Linked DNA regions of Mus musculus: region 1 is linked to region 2. A link is a loop called in an ENCODE intact Hi-C map of the cell type or tissue named here. Cell type or tissue: gastrocnemius. All regions are shown on one strand.

The links. A loop is a pair of places that touch in the nucleus more often than their neighbours do. Peaks named below come from ENCODE experiments on the same cell type or tissue, not always from the same donor. Only the 100,000 strongest peaks of a DNase experiment are listed, where the experiment ranks them.
Region 1: it touches region 2 in a loop (3.0-fold over the local background); 25 of 42 quality-filtered maps call a loop at or near these places.

What each region holds. Positions count from the first base shown.
Region 1 is chr19:9,915,149-9,917,648 of GRCm38, forward strand. No RefSeq gene overlaps it. Among named protein-coding and RNA genes, the nearest start is that of Gm50340, 17 kb to the left of the region's middle. In gastrocnemius, a CTCF peak has its summit at 973 (motif pointing right); a DNase peak (open chromatin) is centred at 989.
Region 2 is chr19:10,203,599-10,206,098 of GRCm38, forward strand. Fen1 (flap structure specific endonuclease 1) reads right to left here and starts at 795. Exons shown (of 3, transcript NM_007999.6): 1 at 497-795; 2 at 90-421. It overlaps Tmem258 (transmembrane protein 258), which reads left to right and starts at 604. Exons shown (of 4, transcript NM_026919.1): 1 at 604-666. The coding sequence starts at 664. In gastrocnemius, a CTCF peak has its summit at 1,134; DNase peaks (open chromatin) are centred at 376, 579 and 1,151; H3K4me3 peaks cover 1,680 bases; H3K27ac peaks cover 1,564 bases.

The DNA.
Region 1 (2,500 bases), 290 kb before region 2:
GCCAGAGGTTGACATGGATGTCTTCCTCAACCACTCTCCACCATACATGTTGAGGCAGCGTCTCTCTCTTAGACATACACTGTGAGTGCATTCACCCACCGTAGCCCACGGCTCCCGGGAGCCTCCATCAACCACTGCCTCTCAAGAGCTGAATTAATAGGTGGGCCTCAAACTTGCTTTGCAGTCAAGTCAAGGGCGACTTTGAACTCCTGATCCTGCGTCCACCTCCCAAGTGCTGGGATGACACCATGTGCCACGGGACCTATCATATCATCTTGCTGCTTATGCTCATAGCTGCTGGAGTTGTGTCGCTCTTTGGTACAGTGAAGTCCTAGGTTCAGTCACAAGCGTACACACACAAACATACACATGAGCGAGATCTTTACAATGATACTACATAATACCAGTTTTAATCAAAACACATAATACTCTATATGTTAGTGGGTACATATATCAATTGCAGCAGTATTATTACATATATCTTTTTAAAAAAAAAAAAGAGCATCCTGATTTTTATTTTTACCTCCAAGGCAAAAGAGAAATAGTTTGTGTTTTGGAGGAATAATATTGTGGAGATAGTTTTGATTAGTTTTAAGATCTAAAAATGATATTTAAGACACTTCAATAATATGAATAAAAATGGACATGATGGCAAATGCTTGTAATACCAGCACTCTGAAGGTGAAGGCAAGAAGACTAGAAGTTCTGGATCGCCCTCAGCTACAGAGTGAGTTAGAGGCTAACCTGAGCAGCATAAGCCCTGTCTCAAAGAAGGAAAAATAAATTAATTACAATATTGCTGGCCTTTATGTGTGTTCACAAGTGGGATAGATATCTCAGCTATTGTTCATGTACTGGAATTCCTGATGCCTTGTCCCTTTCTCTTTAGTCTGCCACACTTTCTTTTGTGAAGTAGTACTTTCAGAAGTCATTACTGAATATCCTTAGTCCTTCATAGACAGTAAATGCAATTGCTTGAATGCCCACTTGAGGGAGCCAGAGGACAAGGCCGGCCAGCCACTGTGGTTCTAGGAAAGCTTTGTCTTTGGGTTGGTTGGTTGTTTTTGGTTTGGTTTGGTTTGGTTTGGTTTGGTTTGCTGGGGGGGGGGGGGGGGGGTTGTTTTGTTTTTTGTCTTGTTTGCAGTATTTGGGGGTTGTTGTTTTTTGTTTGTTTGTTTGTTTGTTTGTTTGGGAGTTTTGTTAGTTTTTTTTTTCTTGTTTGCAGTGTTTTGAATTCTGTGTTTCCTCTGTGTTTCCCACATGCTAGGTTAGCATACCCCTGGTTGAAAATCAAACTATTGTTGGGGGTAAAGGCTTAACTTGCTATCAGACACAAGATCTTACTCCAGAAGTCTTCCATAGTGAGGCTCTATTTGCTTGGCCTTGGGTACACCTAAATATAGGCACACGTGCACACACACACACACACACACACACACACACACACAGTTCCCTTACTGTCTCTGTGGCTCAATTAAGGCATTCGGCAAGGTTGATGGTTCAAGCCCACCCAGGGACAACAACCTCAGGTTTTTAACAACTTCCAGTCAACTGTGGCCTTTTCAGGAAAATATACATTCCCTTAGAATACCTGCTGTTCCTACATCCTACTTAGAAATTCCCAAAACCTGTCACAGGCTTACCGCCGCCCATCTCACCATCCTCACCCCCACCAAAAAAAAAAAAGTGTTTTCTTGTATGAGCAATACAAGTCCATAAGCAACCTTTGACAGGGGCGGCGATAAACAAATGGCTCAGCATTTAAGAGCACTACATTATCTTCCAGAGGACCCTGGTTCAGTTCCCAGCACTCATATGGCCAACCACTCACTGGTCTGTAATTCCATCCAGTTCCAGGGAATCTGACGCCCTCTTCTGGCTTCTGCAGGTGCCAGGCATGTGCGGAGACATCCTAGCATAGAAACACCTATACATGTTATCATGGTTTGTATATGCTTGGCCCAGGTAGTGGCACTATTTGGAGGGGTGGCCTTGTTGAAGTAGGTGTGGCCTTGTTGGAAAAAGTGTGTCACTGCAGGTGTGGGCTTTGGGACCCTTGTCCTAACGGCCTAGAAGCCATTCTTCTCCTAGCAGCCTTCAGATGAAGATGCAGAACTCTGTTTCTCCTCCACTCCTGACTGGACACTTACATGCCGCTGCCTTGATGATGATGAACAACCTCTGAACCTGTAAGCCAGCCCCCATTAAATGTTGTCCTTAAAACAGTTGCCTTGGTCATGGTATCTGTTCACAGCAATAAAACCCTAAGACACAGGTAAATAAACAATTTTTTAAAAAATAAACTATATTCTTGAGTTAACTTATGCACCTGTTAGACCAAGCCCAGGACCTTGAAAACATGGGTCATGTCCTTGTGCAGAGCCTTTAGTGAGTCATGCCTCTCTGAGGGGCACATTACAGGGGCAGGGAGATGAAAAACAAAACAAGCAAACAAACAAAAAAAAAAACCTGTCCTCTTCCCAGGGAGCATAAGCAAAGA
Region 2 (2,500 bases):
CACAGAACTTCCCCGCTCCATACTCCTCACAAGGGCCCTAGGATGAACACGCTCTGGTCTCTGAGTCCTCACTGGAAGGAGGGTACTACCTTCTTCCTACCGGCGAAGAGGAATGTTCGGAGCAGAGCGAATGGCCCAAGCCCGGGCTGCCCGGTGCTGTTCCCGCGGCTCTGCCGCTTTCAGAGACGCTTCCGCGAGACCTCACCCCGTCTCGAGTGCACGAGCCTTAAGCAGCTAGCAGTGGTTTGGAGTCCACAGCGTTCTCTGGACAGTCCCGAGCCCGTTCTTTCAGTATCGTTCCCAGCTTCGCCGCCTTCCAAAGCCCGCGCTCTCGTCACGTGATCTGCCAGGCGCGAACAGCCTCCTGGGAAATGTAGTGTATGCCCCACCAGGTCCGATAGCAGCTTTCATAGTGGGCGTTCTTTCTGGGGAAAAAATGAATTAAAACCTAAACTTCACACCACCCTTTCCCACAGTCCGACTCCATGCTACTCACAGCAGGTCCGCATAGTCCTAGTTCCCGTTACTCCTGAGAACATGGGACTACAAGTCCCACAATGCCACGCGCAAGGGACCACATCCTTTTCCTGTTGCTCAGTGCGCTTGCTCCTGCCGACGTGTTCTTCCGGTGGCGGATCGGTGGTTTATCCTGTGCGGGGCAAAATGGTGAGATGATGGGAGTTAACGGACAGTGCTGTGGCCAGGACCTAGGGCTCTTGTGTGCCCGGTCCTCACCGCGTTCTTCCGCGGAGGCCTCAGTATGGAGTGCCCGGTGGGTGGGACGCCGCTGAAACTCTAGTTTGAGTTAGGGACGGGAAAGCAAGCCCCTTACCGTGTATTCCTCAGGCTGAGGTTTCCATCACAATGTGCTTATGATGTTGTTGACTATAATTCTGAAGGTCACAGGGTGCACTTTGAAAACCTTCGCGTTTTTATTTTTCTTTCTTATGATCAGTTATCTCTATCTGGAAGGATTCCCTTGCTGAAATCTTACTTATCCCGCAAGGCCCTTGTATAAATACCATTTCCTGGTAAAACACTTGTAACTCTCATAGGTACTTGTCTTGTCTTCTGGGAGCTCTCAGTCTGTACACACCTCTTGCCACGTTTCCTGGACTTCTTTTTTTTAATCTGCCACGCCTCCTAGTGACCACCATCTGACGTGCATCTAGTTCTGGGATGATGTCTATTCGTCTTTGTATTCCTGTTGCCCAACACTGGGCCTGCATTTGGAGGTTCCATAAATGGCAGCGATTGTCCTTGGCTCTTTTAGGGGGGAAGGGGGACATAATTGTTTACTGAATTGAATTCCTGTGTCTCCTAGAACAATGGGCTCAGTCTACTTCTCTGGAGTTGTTATGTTCTGGACTTTAGAAACATTGGCAAGAAAGTGACAATGGAAGTTAACATTTGTACAGAACTTTACGTTTATAGCCCTTTCACAGGGATTATCTCATCGTCTTCTCTGCAACTTTAGGAAGGAAACAAATACCTATTGAGCAGTTACTCTGTGCCGGGCAGTAAACTAGATGTGTCAACATTCATCTTTCTCCAATCATGCATCAGCCCTGTGACACAAACAGTGTTATAACTACTTAACTCAGACTGAGGATTCAGTAGGGCCAGAATTATCCCAATTGTCTTCTGCCAGGAGATCCCCGTGGCTCCCCCCTAAGGCAATGAAAAGCAGTACTCCTACATTAGAATTTGAGCTGTCTGTACTAGTGTAGGCTCCGGCTTCCTGTACAAATTAACGGCTTAGAGTCTGGACACAGATCCAAAAGCAGTGGGAATTGTGGGCAAGCGTTTTTCTTTAGGTGTCTTCCCCCAGACAGATCCATGACTTACATAGTGATCATTAGCTAGAAACCCCTAAGAGCCATTATCCTCTGACTCTTAGCTGCTCTTATCTCACTGAAAGTGGCTGCTGCCATTCTTTGTTGTTATTGTTGTTTGTTTTATTTCCCAGTGTTGGGGATCACACTTAAGACTTCATGCATGCTAGGCAAATGTTCTACCACAAAGCCTGCCACGTCCCTACTTTTAAGATGTGATGTAGAGCTAGGAGATGGCTCATGGGCAAAGGGTTTGGTGTGCAAGCCTGATAGCCTGAGTTGGATCCTAGAACCCACATTACTTTTTAAAATCCAGGTGTGGCCAGGCGATGGTGGTGCATGACTTTAATCCCAGCATTCAGAAGGCAGAGGCCGTCAGATCTCTGTGAGTTTGGGGCTAACCTGGTCTATAGAGTGAGTTCTAGGACAGTCAAAGCTACCCAGAGAAACCCCGTCTCAAAACCAAACAAACAAAAGCCAGATGTGGTAACCCCAGAACTCACACACCGCAAGATGGAAAATGGACACAAGAGAAATGTCCAGAAGCCTTAGGGCTGCTTACCCTGGAATGCGTGTTACAGTGACCAAAGCCCAAGAGAGACCTTGCCTCAAGCATGGCAGAAGGCGTCTCTCAGAAAGTTGTCCTCTAACGTCTAAGAAAGGAG